Linked DNA regions of Mus musculus: region 2 is linked to region 1. Evidence: chromatin loops called from intact Hi-C (ENCODE). Cell type or tissue: left cerebral cortex. All regions are shown on one strand. Links, peaks and the distances in the headings refer to the core of each region. The heading gives the core; the rest is flanking DNA. Region 1 holds the start of Syp (synaptophysin). Region 2 holds the start of Ppp1r3f (protein phosphatase 1, regulatory subunit 3F).

Evidence for each region. Hi-C counts contacts between places; a loop is a spot of excess contacts. Peaks named below come from ENCODE experiments on the same cell type or tissue, not always from the same donor. Only the 100,000 strongest peaks of a DNase experiment are listed, where the experiment ranks them.
Region 2: it touches region 1 in a loop (4-fold over the local background); 8 of 42 quality-filtered maps call a loop at or near these places.

Annotation. Positions count from the first base shown.
Region 1 is chrX:7,635,289-7,643,236 of GRCm38, reverse strand. Syp (synaptophysin) reads right to left here and starts at 4,657. Exons shown (of 7, transcript NM_009305.2): 1 at 4,509-4,657; 2 at 3,314-3,379; 3 at 2,016-2,140. The coding sequence starts at 4,544. In left cerebral cortex, for the core only: no CTCF peak of the experiment used is centred there; DNase peaks (open chromatin) are centred at 3,076, 3,684, 3,887, 4,604 and 2 more places; H3K4me3 peaks cover 3,135 bases; H3K27ac peaks cover 2,577 bases.
Region 2 is chrX:7,568,979-7,576,926 of GRCm38, reverse strand. Ppp1r3f (protein phosphatase 1, regulatory subunit 3F) reads left to right here and starts at 2,646. Exons shown (of 4, transcript NM_138605.3): 1 at 2,646-3,679. The coding sequence starts at 2,679. Flicr (Foxp3 regulating long intergenic noncoding RNA) reads right to left here and starts at 3,327. Exons shown (of 3, transcript NR_029473.1): 1 at 3,018-3,327. In left cerebral cortex, for the core only: no CTCF peak of the experiment used is centred there; DNase peaks (open chromatin) are centred at 2,511, 2,863, 3,077, 5,865 and 2 more places; H3K4me3 peaks cover 2,057 bases; H3K27ac peaks cover 1,398 bases.

The sequences.
Region 1 (7,948 bases), core at 1,596-6,595:
CGCAGTGGCTTTGGGGGTGAAATGTTCAGAGATAGGAAGAGGTTCAGAGAAGTGCATTTGCTTGTATGAAGTCATGCAGCTAGTAGAGAAAGGACAGAACTTCTGTATGCATCCTGTGCCCTCCTAAATCATGTTGGCTGTTTTCTATGTCATGCTTTAGGTGCCTGAGAGAGAAGACAGATGCATGCGTGGCAGAGAAGCCAAACAGCTGTGAAATAGGAAAGGACAGAAGGGATAGGAGGGATCAGGATGTGTGAGGGACAGTCTGGGATGGTACTCAAAGACAATGGCCTTCCTTCCCTGTGCTGTGATGGGGGGGCTCATGTGTGGGCAGAATGGAACTGGTCTGGGGCCCCTAGCTCTGGCCTCAGGTTGATGTCCTTGCATAGCAATGGTTCTGAGCATGGAAGGTTCTAGGGGGAGTTCATGGAAGGCTTTTGTGACCTTGTGAATTCTCAAAAGGCTGGCTCTCATGCTGCTGATTACCCTTCACTCCCCACTGTGTGTGTGTGTGTGTGTGTGTGTGTGTGTGTGTGTGTTTGTCCTCCTCCAAAGTACTGGGGGTACAACCCAGGGCATGCTAGACAGGTGCTTTGCCACTGAGCTATACCCTCAGTTTCCAAACTCTTTTCTTCCTGGCTTGTGTGAACCTGGATACTCCTGGCTGTTCTCCTCTATTATTTCCTGTTTCTATCACTGCTCATAGCTTGAGCTGGCTTTCCTCTCCCTAGTGTGCGACATTCTGGGCCTCCGTTTAATCCTTGGTGTTCCCCAAGTCCCAGATTCCAACTCTTCCCTAAATCTGAATTCTTATACTTAACAAGCTTATGCCGAGCACTTCTCGTGTCCCAGACTTGGCACCAAGTGCTTTACAAGTGTCACCTTAGTGGCAATGTTCCGTCACCTGGAGGGCATCAGTATTTTCTCTGTTTACAAATGAGGACGTTAAGACCCTAACTGTTATATGATTTAGTCTGGTAGTCAAGGAAAGCTAAGTGAAACCATGGGTCTGTCTCCTCATCCTTAGGAGATAGTGACTCTTGCAGTTTGTCCTTACTCATGTATACCTAGTACTTAGCATAGTGCCTGGTACATGGTGGGGAACTTTCAGGGACATCTAATTTGGTCCCTTGATTTCCCACATCTATATAGTACCCTCATTGTTTTCTAGCAAAACTCCTGCATGAAGATATGCTTCTAGTATTTATCTGTATCTGCAGTTATCCTCTTTGTTCTGATGTAGAGCTATGAGGAGAGGGAACTTGGTCTGTTTGAGAAGTAAATGATGTTAATTAATATTATTTTAAAGCGTTTTTTTTAAAGATTGCATTTTATGTATTTAATGGGTGCATACCTGTGTGTATGTAGGTGCATGTATGTCACAGCTCATGTGTGGAGGTCAGAGAAAAATTTGCAGGGAAGTCTGTTCTTTGTACCACATGTGACATAGGGATCAAACTCAGGTTGTCAGGCTCAGTGGCAAGTGCCTTTATCTGCAGAGCACCCTCTTTAGTTTGAGATAGGATCTCACTTTGTATCCAAGGGTGGCCTGGAACTCACTACAATTCTGGCATAGTCTCCCAAGTGCTGGGATTACAAGAACTTGCCATTGTGCCGAGTGACTAATATTAATTGAGCATTTACTGCTTTAAGGTGATGCTCTCTCATCCATGATCCCCCACCCCCCGAACCCATTGCTGTGCAATCTCTCTACCACAGACTCCAACCCCAGCCCTGTCATTTACTTATGAATCTTACTTATTTCCTGTCCTCTATTACTACCCTTTGCCAGAATATAGTCAGACAGGATGACACCCTGTGTCTAGCTTGCACACCAATTGTCATAGAAGCCAGAGCTGTGCCAGCTACACAGCAAAGTGTTCGGTGCACGGGAAGTAATCCCAGGGGCGGTGGCCTCAAAGGTGTGAGCTGTGCAAAGGACTCTGGGAAGAACTGCTCTGACCCACCCTGCCCCTGCCTCTCCCAGGTCTCAGGATACCAGGGCAGGGGCACACCTGAATGGGTACTCAAATTCGACTTCGATGTTGAGGGCACTCTCCGTCTTGTTGGCACACTCCACGCTCAGCCGAAGCTCTCCGGTGTAGCTGCCGCACGTAGCAAAGGCGAAGATGGCAAAGACCTTGGGTAGCAGGGAGGTGGATGGCTGTAGTGAGCCTGTATGCATGTGGGAGGGAGTGCCCTCCTCTGGACAGATTGAGGGGGGGCAGCACAGACAGTAGCAGATGGAGAGGTCCCCACCCCCACCCCTCTAATCAGGGCTCATCGGGTCCTAGCACAAGCTGATTACAGGGGTGTGGCTGTTTCTCTTTCCCTGTGTCTCTCCGTTTTTTTACCTCTAGGTGCTCTGGCTTCTCCTTCCCTCCCCTCCGCCTCGCCTTTCCTCCTCTTTCCTCTATTCGTTTTCTCTCCTCTCCCCTCCCCTTTCTCTCATGATCACTATATCTCTGTCTCTCAGTATCTGTGTGTTTTTATGCATGCTCTCCACCTCTCTCATACACACTTTCCCCATTAATCTCTCTCCTCTCTCCCCCCCCTCTCTCTCTCTCCTCTCTCTCTCTCTCTCCTCTCTCCTCTCTCTCTCTCTCTCTCTCTCTCTCTCTCCTCTCTCCTCTCTCTCTCTCTCTCCTCTCTCCTCTCTCTCTCTCTCTCTCTCTCTCTCTCTCTCTCTCCCCTCTCTCTCTCTCTCCCTCTCCCTCCCGCGCCTGTTTCTTGCCCTGCTTGTCTGTCTGTTAAGTCTTTCACAAGGTCTCTCTGGTTCTCTGGCTCCCTTGTGCCTTCTGTCTGTTGCCTTCTGTTTTCTCTTTTGAGATTCCTTATATCTGTGTGTGCCTTTCTTTCCCCTACACATTTTCCTGCTCTGAGAGCAGCTCCCTGGCTCTCATTTCTTTTACTCAGCACTGCCATTACCACCGTCCCCTGCCTCTCATACTCTGTCTCCTTGGCTGTCTCTGGATTTTTCTGGTTTTGCATCTCTCTTTCAGCAGTCAGGGCTTCAGGCTCCACCTCCCATCCTTTCCTCCTTTAGTTCAAGAGAGGAGGTAGAACGTCACACTCTGTCACTTCACAACAGGGGTACCCACGGCCTTATGTGACGTCATAGCCTTCTGTTCCCTGTCCTTAAATCCCTGGGACCTTACTCTGGAGCCCAATTCCCTCATCTCCTTCCACCCCTGTCGTTCCACCCACCAGTTCAGTAGGACGCCTCCTGCCTCACCCCTCTGTTTTGCTGGAGCCCATCACCACCACCATCTCCCCCTGTACTTCCCCCACCTATAGCCCGGACCACACTCACCCACTGCAGCACCTTCACGAAGCCAAGGGGCTCCTTGACCACCCGGAACTGACCCCCAGCCACCAGCTGAGGAGAAAAACAGTGGGGAGGGGAAGGGGTGTGGGAAATAGGGATGGAAGTGAGGGGCCAGGCTGCCAAGCAATGATCCCTGGGGATAGGACATGTGACCCTCCGGGAGTGGGTGACATATGGAGAGGGAGTGAGGAGGAGAAAAACGACACTTTGGGGACGGAGTAAACATCAGGGTCTCAGCAGCCCCCCACCCCCAGGGCTCAGGAGTGGTGAAGTGTGAGGTGATGAGTCACATGGCAGAGGAGGTTGGGTGTAGAAAATAGATGGGGGTCCAGACTAGTTAGCGAAGGAAGGTCTGAACTGCTTAAAGGTGAGTCAGATTGGAGAAAAGGTTGAGTGGAAGAAGATGGGGTTCATTAGAGTGGGGGAGGGGGCACCAAGTGCTGAAGGTGAGTCACAACAGCAGAGGGGAGAGGTCTGCAGTGGTAAAGGTGAGTCAGATGACGATGGTTGTGTCTGAGGAGATGGGGATGGGGAGGGGTCGCTACCGGTTAGGGAGAAAGCCGATTTTGAGGTGACGAAGAAGAGGGAGATGGCGGAGGTGATCTCTTAAGGTGGGAAAGAGCTGGGGGCATGGGTTTACTGGACATGCGCTGAGAACGAGGAGTCTGGGGTTTTTTGGAGAGGCAAAATTGGATCGTCCTCCTCTAGATCTGCTCCGGGGGTGAAAGGGTCGTCATCTACCGGGGTGCATTCTTTTTGGGAGGGGCGGGTGCCAACCCTCCCCCACCCCGCCCCCACACCTTCTGTCGCTCTATTTCCTAGCTCATCTGCAGCCCCCCGAGTCATTTTTCATTATCCCCTCCCCTTCTCTACCCCTTTGCCCTCTTCCTAGACCCGAATCTCTCTTTTCCCCCTCCAGGTCGACAGTTCTTTTGGGGCATCTGGAGGCCCCCTCTGCGGCAGTGAGGACAGCCTTCGCTGCGGCAAAGAGCGCACTCCTTTTCTCCACCTCCCCCTTTCCCCTTGCCTGCTGCAGACCCCTAGCCCCAGCCCCAGCCCCAGCCCCAGCTCCAGCGACCGTATCTCTGCTCCCCTCGCCACCACCTCTCAGGGTTCGAGGGCCAAAGCCACCCAGATTTCTGCAAGCGCCGGGCTCTGTCCACGGTGCTGGAGCGCGTACCTGATTCACCACGTCCATGTCTGCCAGCAGCAGCATCAGCAATGCGGGGGGCGGAAGGTGCCTGGTAGCAAGGGCGGGCGCGGGGAGCGGCGGGGGCGGTGCGCGATCGTCGGAACAGCCCAGTCGGCGGCAGCCACGCCCCTTGCACCCTGCCTATCTTTTGAGCAAGCGCCTGCGCACCATGGCTCCCCCCCGCCCCATACTCCTCGCCCGCCCCAACTCGCCTGCGGCCATTCCATTCGGGAGGCTAGAGACTCTGGGTCTCTGAGCGAAGGGTCCTTTTAGAAAACAGGTAGCTCTGGGGGAGGGGGGTGGTAAGAGGACCGCTCAGTTCTACCGGATGACATTTTGCCAACCTGAGTCCTGTTTGTTAAGTGTGTTCTCTCATTTAATCCCTATGTAGCAGTGACTATTAGTCCTGTTTTTACAGATGAGGAAAATGAGTCTCCAGAGAGATTAAGTGACTTGCACAAGGTCACACAGCTAGGTAATGGCAGTGTTCAGAGTCCTTGCAGTTTAAACGTCTCCACAGTTTAAAGACAGTTCAAGGTCTAGAGGGTTCCTTTTGGAAAACCTGCATTTTAAGCACATCCAAACTCTAACCATCTCATTTTTTTTCTCTTCTTCTTGGTCAAATTATAGCCGACTATATAGTTTACCTTCTGTTTATTCCTTGGCCCTCTTTTAAAAATCCATGTATTTATTGTGTGATAGCTCCCTTTCTTTTAACAATACATTTATTTAGCATAGAGAGAGGGACGGAGGGAAGGGGAGGGGCAATCCTGTATAAGTGTGAGGAGAGGACTACCTGCCAGATAGGTTCTCTCATCTCACTGTGTGGGTTCTGCTGTCTCTTAACAGACTACTTACCTTCTTTCATGATACTAAAACTAGGCCCAGCACCCTCAGTGATGATTGCCATGTTACAAAATGCAAGGGAAAAAATATAGTTGAGATTAAAATCACCATTTTATACCCTTCTGTTGCTTGAATTTGGAAACATTTGACTGGATACCATTTATTTGTTTGTTTGTTTGTTTCTTTCTTTTTTTTTTTTGAGGCCGGTTTTTTTCTGTGTATCCCTGGCTGTCCTGGAACTTACTTGGTAGCCCAGGCTGGCCTCGAACTCAGAAATCCGCCTGCCTCTGCCTCCCAAGTGCTGGGACTAAAGGCGTGGGCCACCATTGCCCGGCTGTATATTTGAGATAGGATTTCACTTAGCCTGAGGCTGGCCATGCCTTTCCCAGGCAGCTGAGGATGACCTTATCCTCAGCTTATCCTTTTTCCTCCCCTGCCCAGGTGCTGGCATGTTATCTCTGCATCATGTGAGCTCTGGCTTTTTTTTTTCTCTGAGACAGGGTTTGTCTCAGTAGCCTTGGATGTCCTGGAATTCACTCTGTAGATCTCGGACTCATAGAGATCTGCCTGCTTCTGCCTCCAAGTGCTGGGACTAAAGGTGTGCGCCACCACTGCCCGGCTAGCTCTGGCTTTTATACTTTTCTTAACATTTAATTATTTACTGTGTGTATGTGTGGGTGCACAAGTCGAAGTCAGAAGACAGCTTTTGGGAGTCAGTTCTCTCCACCACATTGGTCCTGTGGATCTATCTCAGGTCTTCAGGCTTGGCCATCACTTTTACCTTCTGAGATATCTCCCTAGCCCCTGTACCTTTTATTTTATTTTATTTTATTTTATTTTATTTTATTTTATTTTATTTTTCTGAGACAGGGTTTCTCTCTGTAGCCCTGGCTGTCCTGGAATTCACTCTGTATAGATCAGGCTGGCCACGAACTTATAGAGATCTGCCTGCCTTTGCCTCCAAAATGCTAGGATTAAAGGCATGTGCCACCATGCCTGGCTCCCATATTTATTTACAAAACACAAGTATATAATAGATACTTCCCAATTGTTTGCGTTTTAGCTCTCGGTTGTTTGAATCTCATTTCTAATATTTACTCCTGTTTGATTTTGGACATGTAAAATGTTTTAAAATATTATGTGTATGATTGTGCTGGTTAAAAAAAGATAATTGCCAGGTGATGGTGGCACACGCCTTTGATTCCAGCACTCAGGAGGCAGAAGCAGGTGGATCTCTGTGAGTTTGAGGCCAGCCCAGTCTACAGAGTGAGTTCCAGAACAGCCAAGGCTACACACAGAGAAACCCTGCCTTTACCTCCCCTGCCCCCCACAGATAATCAACTACAGTGCACTTAGAATAGGGTTCATTTTACTATTTTGGAAGCCATTGACTTCTCACTGTTTTCCCCCTTTACCTTCCCTGCTAAGGTAACCATCGTTTCTGCTAATTTTAGCATCTCCAGTCTCTTTCCCTCTATTCTGTTTTCAGCATACCACCAGAGCATCTATTTAAAATGCACAGTTAACTGTGTCACTACCTTACTCAATGCCTTCCTATGGTTCCCCGTGCTTTTAGAGCCTAGCATTCAGGACTGCATGGTAGAGCCCCCAACCTTAGTTTTCAGTGGATTTTATGCTTCCGCTCTAACTTGCGCTTTCACCAGACGTTAGCCCAACTGCTCCAAGCCTTTGTTTCAAGTCCCTGTGTAACTGAGTTTGAGTCCTAGTCTTTGATTGTGGTTTCCCTCAAATTTTCTGGCTTGGTTGACTCAAGAGATAGAAATAAGAACTGCCTGTCTCACGAGTGAGGAGGGCTCTACTTCAGACACTCCCCACTGGTGATCCCGTTTGGCATCATTTGCTGTGCTACCTTCAATCCCTGTGGAGTGGAACCGACTCCCACTTTGGATAACTCTTGTCATATGTCCAAGTCTCCCCAGGTTGCTCCGAGGGAAAACCGTTAGCAAGGTGCCTGGCACACACTAAATGCCCAGTACACTTTCCTTGAGTGAATGATACCCCAAAGGCAGAACAAGAAGCAGAAGGAAGATCCCGTGCATCTGCGTAGGGAGGGAACGACTCTCAGGCGTTTCAGGAGGACCAAGGGGGTGGGGGCTGGGAATGGGTTCCACGGAGCTAGAAGCACCACTGTATGCTGTCATCTAGAATTTCTACCAATGGATTTAGACTTTTCTTGCCTTTCTCAGGCAGAGGTGGGAAATGGGAGACACTTATGATACTAATTCACCATCTCTGAAATTCTTGATGCTGTGCAGGGGACACGTCTGCTTAAGCCTCCAGGTCAGCTCCAACCTCTAGGCCTTTGCTCTGTCAAGAATCTTCTACAGCCTGTCCTTTGCACTGATCCGATCGAGCCTCTGTGATGTCTCTTCCTTTCCTTACTACCCAAACAGTATCTCTTCTCTTTACTTCCTCTTATCTGCCCAGTGCCCTCCTTCTCCCCGCACCTCCACTCTGTCTCCAGCTTTTTTTGGCTGCTGTCTCTTTCTCCTCCACCTCCTCCCTCCTTCCCTGACGCTGAATAATCAGGCCTAGCTGTCCTGGTTTCTGGAAATACTCAT
Region 2 (7,948 bases), core at 903-5,902, 66 kb after region 1:
TGGCTCATGTAGGTTCCTGGGGAAGCAAACTGGGAGGGCTAGGAGTTGATGGTGAATGGGGCAGGATTTAACAGGTCAGGGGGAGCATTCCCAGGGAAAGGGATCTTTGACAAAGAGCAGGCATAGATGAAGAAGAGAGTGATGGGGAGATCTGCAGATCCAGGAGAGAAGGGTCAGTGTGGGTGTCCTGAGGTGAGTGTGCTGGATATGTACAGGGTCAGCAAGGAGTCTTGTGTGGTTGGAGTGACATGACTGGAAGGGAGAGAACAGGAGGAAGGTCAGACGGGGCTAGCTGGCTTGTGCGCTTACGACATGGTGAAGGTTGGCTCTTCCTCTTAGTGTAGAGGAAGCCAGAGGGTGTTGGGAGCAGAGGAGAGACATTGCTGTTAGGACTTAAGAGGATGTCTTAGATGGCTGAATATGGAATAGGGGGTAGAACATGGGATGGAGACCAACCAGGGGGAGGTGACTACAGTAGTCCAGGGGACTGGGACTGGTGCTGGTCCTGTTGATGGAGTGGTAGTGAAAAGGTGGATTTGGGATTTAAAAAAAATGATGCTAGAGATGGGGCCCATGCACTTTCTAGGAAGTGGTTTTTACCGCTGAGCTACACTTAACCCTTTTTATTTTTTAGACAAGGTCACACTTGTAGCCTAGGCTTGGAATTCCGTGATTCTCCTGCCTCAGCCCCTTGAGTGCTGGGATTACAGGCATACATCACCATATCCTGCTTGGAAAATGCGTTGGGTAGATAACCTGCAGGATTTGCTGAAGAATGAGACTCTGAGGCAAGACCGGGGCACAGTTGATACCCAAAATGGGCAGATAGGATGGAGTCCTGAGAGCACTTGCTGCCTTGAACTTTCAGATGAGAAAAAAAAGTTCTACCTTCATTATGCCATTATTCTTCTGCTACTTGTAGCTGGACATATTCCTTTCATGACCCTGGACACAGACAGGAGGAGCAGAGAGACTGTGGGGGCCTTCCTGTTAGGGGTCTTATGAGGGTTAGATAAAAGCACTCCCTGAACCTGGCATATGGCAAACACTAAGTCTTACTAAGTTAGTAAATGGGAGTGGGGGATATGTGAATGAACACGATGGCAAAGTCCAGGTCATTCCCATAGGAGGTGCCATCTCAGAGGGAGAATGGAAAGAATTCACTAGATGAAAGAAACAGATGGGACAGCACTCTAAGCAGAGGAGATTGGGAAAGTGGGGGGGGGGGAGAAGAAAGCCACTGTGGGGTGCAAAGTGTCAAAATGAGCAAGAAGGGCAGGACTCTGATTTGAATGTACATTAGCTGATAAGCTTGTGATGACATACTATCAGTCAATGTGTGCTAAGTGTGAGTTGGAAAAAGCTAATTCTTCCAAAAAGGTTCTATTTCCTATTTTGCGATTGATTCATGCAATAGTGCCAAGTCCTGAAGAACATCAATGCTCAACTGGGGACTTTAAGGAACAGTTAAGAACGTTCATGGCTAGTTGCATTGGTCACAATAAGGCTGGGAGGTGTGTGTGGTGGTGTGGGGCCAGCAGGACACACCCAGTAACTGATAGAACTGTTTTGCTTTGGTCTCACAATCCGGTGCAGTCTGGGCTTTTAGGGGCTCTGGGTATTCGTGGAGCCATGGGGAGTCATGGAAGATTAGGGAAAGGTAAAGCCATTCCCCAGAGGTCCGATCTTACTGGTTGAATGAATTCTGATTCTGCGCTCAATCACTCAATAGCTCAGGCTCAGCCTATGCACCTTCTTCCAACTCAGCCTATTTATTGGCTACTCATGCTTTCCTTCACAGCACCTACACTACCATCCGTGGGTATGAGTTCCCATCTTGCCTCCAAAGTTTCCTTCTGGCTACATTTCTCTAGTTTCAGCTTTGGTTAATCCCATACTGGCACTGTCCTTTGAGATATAACAGCCTTCACCCTGGATCCCCATTTCTTTCTCGCTCCCACCTTCACTCCTCACATGCCTTAGTGCTCCCCCCCCCCCCCGCCCGCTACAGCCCCGCCTCCATGTCTGCTCACACACAGCCTTCCCGTCTCTGTTCAGTCTCTGTATTGGCTAGATCTACCTTGTTACCACCTCTTGAAGCCATAGTGTGCGCTCACTAGACTCCTCCATTGGCTCATTGCAACTATTATCGTCATTCTGTCTCTACATCATTCGCGTGCAGTTCTCCATTGGCTGTTCATTTTATCTGTCTTACGTCTCACCGCCTACGCAACCTGCGGATCTCCCAGTTTTTGGACCTCTGGGTTCGCTCCCCGTTGCCCCCATTGCTTGTAGCCATTTCATCTTCCCGCCGCCTACCATGCCCTTCGTGCTCAGACTTTCCCACTAATTGTCATACTCCTGCTGCTACATCTTCGGGCCCGCATTAACCCTACTCAGGCCTCTCCATTGATTCCGTTATCATCCCGCCTTCCATCCCGCCCACGCGCGGGCGTCCTCATTGGTTGCTAGCTTCTCCTGCTTGTCAATCACCTGTACGTCACTCCCGCGTGGCTGTCCATTGGCTGTTGGCCGTACCTGTCTCTAGCTCACCGCCTACGCTCCACTGGAGCCCCACCCCCCTGTTCTGGCTTTCTCATTGGCTGCCCGCCTTTTCAGGCCCTGCCCCCGCCGGTCCCACCGCCGGTGCCGTCGGTGCCGCCGCCGCCGCCGCCGATATGGCGCGCACGGCCCCTGTGGAGCCACCGCTGCGGCATCCCGCGCCCCCGTCGCCGGCTGCGGGAGAGCCCCGCGCCTCGGCTGAGGCGGCGGTGGCCCCGCGGAGGGTGCTGTTCGCTGACGAGGCCCTGGGGCTGCCTCTGGCGCAGCTACGCCGCTACCGGCCGTGGGGCGGGCCCGGGGCGGGCAAGATGGCGGCGGCGACCGGGCAAGATGGCGGCGGTGGCGGGGCTGATGAGGAAGACGATGGCGAGGATGGGGATGAAGGGGAGGAGGAAGAGGAGGCTTTTCCCGATCCCTCTCCGCCGTGCCCCGTTCCCGCTGGCGGGGGGTTTTACCTGGTGCCCACATTTTCGTTGCCGCCCGCGCTGGGCCGTCTGGAGCGGTTGGGGCGCGTGATGGTGGAGTTGGAGGCGCTGCTGCCGCCTCCTGGAGCGGTTCCCGGGGGTTCCGGGGTGTGGGTGCCTGGGGGACGCCCGCCAGTGGTGCGCGGGTTGGTGCGCGTGCTGAACCGCTCCTTCGAGAAGGCGGTGCACGTGCGGGCCTCACACGACGGTTGGGCTACCTTCTGCGACCACCCAGCCCGCTATGTCCCACGCAGCCCGCCTGGGGCAGGAGTGGGAGGAACAGGAGCAGGAGATCCCCTCCTGGATCCCGGGCTAGGCCTGGGCCCTGGCCAGATGTCAGCCTCCTCACCCGACGACGGTGGCTGCACTGACCGCTTTGCCTTCCAGCTGCCCTTTGCTGAGGGCGCGAGCGATGGGGCGCGCCTCGACTTCGTGGTGCGCTATGAGACCCCCGAGGGCACTTTCTGGGCCAACAACCATGGCCGCAACTACACTGTCCTGCTCCGGATCGCACCCGCTCCCACACCCACTGATGCCGAAGGGCTGCCCCAGCAGCAGCAGCTGCAGCAGCTGGAGCCACAGCCTGAGTGCCAGGGTCCTGTGGAGGCTGAGGCCAGGCAGCTGAAGAGCTGCATGAAGCCGGTGAGGCGCAGGTAATGTCTGCCAGCGCCACCTCCACCAACACAGGGCTGGATGTAGAAGCCTCCCATCCCAGCACTTCCCCCTCCCCCAGGCCTGCTCTCCAGGACAGGCAGGAGGGTGCATTCGGTCAAAGAGTAGTGCAGGCCAAACATGTGCTAGGCACTGTTTTAAATTCTGGGGTATCATCCATTTATTGAGTTCCACTATAAGGCCCTGAACAAGACAGACACCTTCCCTGTCCCCAACCATCCCGCAAAGGCTCCTCTGGGAAACAGAATGCAAAAGCAAACAAGCAGATAAGATAAATAGGGCTAAGGTTAGTGCTGAGAGGAAAATACTGTAAGGCTCTGGAGGGAGTGGCTGCTGCAGACGTGTTGAGGGTGAGCTCTTGTGAAGAGTCCCAGACGGTGATAACGAAGAGTTATGGACGAGCGAGTTGGTAGAGTTTGGACCAGGTAGGACTCTTTCTGAGGAGGTGGCATTTAAACTTGAGTCCAGAGTGGTACGGAGCAGTGATGCACATACAGGGGAGGTAGATGTAGATAGTGGGGACAGCAAAGTCCTGAGGTGGTTCTGGGTTTCGTATGACTGTCAGCCAGTGTGCTGGAGTGGAGAGAACATGACGTGCGAAGGTGTGGACTAAGGGTCTCCCGGCGTGGGGAGTCAGTCTGATTCCTATCTGCCACAGCAGGAAGCCAGAGTTAGAGAAACTGGTTGAGGAAGTGGTGGTACTTGGCTTTTTAGTTTCAACCATTTCTGGCTTTGAAGTCTATGCATCCTTTTTTTTAAAAACTGTTCCTCTGGTAGTCTGAGGCCTCCAGTGGAGTTTAGGGAGCGAGGCTCTATTCTCACATAAAAACATTAGCCTTGGCAGAGGCGGAAACAGATGAGAAGCGGACTTGAAGGTCACATCGCTCTTCTTTTTTTTTTTTTTTGCACACCTCTTGTAAACTGACTGATATAATGCTTTTCTAGGTCTTTACCAGGGCTATACGTTTGTCAAGGGCTCCAGCTAGGCCTAATGCCCGGGGTCAGTTAGAGCCCCTATGAAATGCATACATTTTCCTGCTCCTATGAGAAATGGGAAGGGGAGGTTGCCCTTTTGTCCCTTCGAAGCTGCATGATGGAGCAGGGTGCTGTGGGATCTGCTGGTTGTGGTAAGGGCTTAGGCTGTGAAAGGTTTAGCTCTTCGTGGATGGACCTTGAAGCATTTAGATTCTGCCATTCGATTACCTGGGTTCAAACCCTAAGCCTGCCACTTTTTAGTGTGACCGTATCCAATTCTTAGCTGCATCGTGCCGTAGATAAACACCCTCATCTGTAAAACAGGAAGTTATGGCACAGACCTCACGGGATGAGCAGAAGCACTCAGGATCGAGCCTAGTTCCAAGTAGTGCCATAGTGCTGGTAATTAGCATCGAAGCTTAGATGCTCACTACAGTCCATGTATCCTTTCCCAAACTCAGCTTTGTTGTGTACTCTTGTCTCAGTTTCCTCATTGGTCAGAGAGGAATGGCTTTCCCATTGTGTGGTTGAATTGGATGCAGTACCCGTAGGGAAGGTAACTGAGGCATAATTGTAGCTGTAAAAGGTCTGGTGGGCAGCATTTCTTAATCTCTGTTAAGAGTGGTAGGGACATTCTCCTCTTGAGGTCAGCTGAATGTGCTGTTGACTGTAGGCACTATATTGAGTCCTAGTTCATGGGAAATGGGGTGGGGTGGGGGGCTCGGAGAGGTGCTCGAGCTTGCTCAGAGTCACTCAGCTAGTAAATAGCCAGGCCAGGGAGGAAATGTTAGGGATGCTAGTTTAAAAACAAAGTCCGCATTTCACTGTTGGCGCTCTTAGTTCTTCCTTTCCCCCCTGTACCTGTTACGTGTGCTTCGTGTTTTATTGAGATATACACAAGTGGACGGTACTGACCCCCGAGGGCATGGCTCGGAAGAATTGCACATGTATGTGTATGTAGCCGCCACCCAGTTCCAGTGCCCCCAGAATCGCCTGCATTTCAATCACTTCTTATTCCATCGGCAGTTGTGGGAGCCCTTTCTGGAAGATAAGACAGTTGAGTACTGAAGTTTGGTCATTTTCAAGAATGTGAAAGGAAGGGAACAGACAAATCAAAACCTTGCCGTGCCAAGGTGGGTGGAGAGGGTGTTTTTCTTTTAAAATACATGGGTGGTTTTAAGGAGAAATTGAAGTAGTTCATTTAGACAATTGTTTTGGTAGCTGGCCCCATGTTTGTGGTTCCCAACGTGACTTGAGATGTTATTTTAAGTGGGCAGATGGCTTTTTGATAGCTTCTTTATCTTTTGATCTCAGCTCTTGCAAAGGGGAGGCTGGTGTGCGCTGCTAGATCAGCGATAAGGTTTTCTTTGTAGGTCGGTGACTTTCCTAGCAAATACATTTCAACTTATTATTGTTTTAAGGCCTGTGTGCTGCTGCTGATTTGAAGTGCTGTTGAAGAATAGCTACCCCCCGTGATCCAGCCCTCTGGGGAAATGGTGGTGGACCTCAGGGGATCCCTTTTCTTATCTGTGGGAGGCCTGCTGTAGAGGGCTTCAGAATCGTTGGCCACAGGCCCACTGTGCAGCTGGCCCTTGGCAGGTAGGGTCAGAAGAGATGATTGGCAGCCATGAGGATGTAGTCCAGAGGCTGAGCTGGCTGCTTTCCCTAGCTTGCAGGACCAGGTTTGCAGTACTCAGTAGGTTTAGAGAGAATCCATCAGCAGCATTTTTGGTAGAGCCTGTTATGTGCTGAGCACAGTGCTAGGAACAAGCAGAGAAGACACAGACTGGTCCTAAGACTCCCAGGAGCTTGGGGTAGAGCCAGGGGGCAAGGGTTATGTGAGACCCTACCAAGTGATATGTGGCCAAGCCCCCTTTCCTTGCTGGGCACTTTGCTGAGTATTTTTGTATAGTTTCATTTGTGCTCAACAGCGTTTTCTGTGAGCTAGATTCCTTTAAATCCCTCTTCTGGGTGAGCACAGAGGTTTTGAGTCCTCAGTGATTGGACTGATATGGGAAGGAGCCCTTCTGGTGTGTCTTGGCTTTATACTCTGAGGAAGTATCCTATTCCTCTTAAAAATAAAGACCAACAAAAATCTGGCTGGCCCTTACACACCCTCACCGATGCCTGCTTCAGCCTCTGTTAGCATCTAGTCTGGCTTTATATTGGTTTCTGCTCCCGAGCTCTTGTCGCCACATCCCTTCTGTTACTCCTGCTTTGGGGTTGTCGCTCATACTGTTTGCTTCACCAAGAATGTGTTTACCCCTCAGATTCTCCTCATGGAGACTCCTCAGTTCTAAGAGGGTTTCCTTAGGGAAGGAAGCTTGCGCAGCTTAGCCTCCTTAAGTCCCCAGTTTTATTCATAGCACTGATCAGCAAGTCAAGTTGGAAAATGCCACATAGGCCAGCATGTGAGCCTTCCCCCAAGTTAAGGACCATCTTCCATCCTGCCCCATTGTCCTGTGTGTCCTTTGATCCACCCTCGGCTCCTCTTTCATGGGATCCCGTCAAGTGTTCTTTATCATTACACTCTGCCTTTTGCTTCTTCAAACACAATAGAAACCATAAGAATGGAATGCCTGCTCCTTAGAGCCCCCACGTCTGAACACCAACACCCCTCACATTGTACATGAGGAGGGGGTCCCTTGTTCCCATTTCAGGCCAGTTTCTGTTCTTGACTCCAGAGCTTCATTTTCTGCCATTTGTCCAGAGGCTGCAACCATAAGCCCCATTTGTCTTTCATCAGGCTTTTTTTCCAGGTCTGTCTCACCTGGTCCTCTGTTGACCTAGCCTCAGGCCAGGGTCTCTCTCTTAATTGCTGAGCCACCTTGCCCTTTGCCTCTGGTCAGTACTTGATGATCACCCTTGTCCCCCTCCCCTGAAGAGTCAACAGCACTTGCTTTGTCTGCAGTTTTATTAGTCCCTGGCTTTGGCCACACTGAAAGGCTCCGTTGTTTTCTTCTTGAAAGGGCTAACTGCTCCTACTCGGTCCCCTCTGGCTTTGGGACCGCCCTCTACTTGCTTTCTTCAAAATCTCTGGCCCTTTCTCCTGTTCTGTCAGCCTCAACTACTAAACTTGGTGTCTGCTTGACTGAATCCTTAGTCTTCTCAAGCTTGGCTGTCTCCCACTCAGTGCCCCCAAACAACCTCTTATTCCATACCCATGCACTTGCTTTCTAAGCATCCTTAAGCCCTTGCTGATTCTAGTCTGTGCCAGGGCCTAGTGTTCTAGCATGTTCCTTCCTTTTCTAAAGGCACTGGCTTCCGTCTGTAGT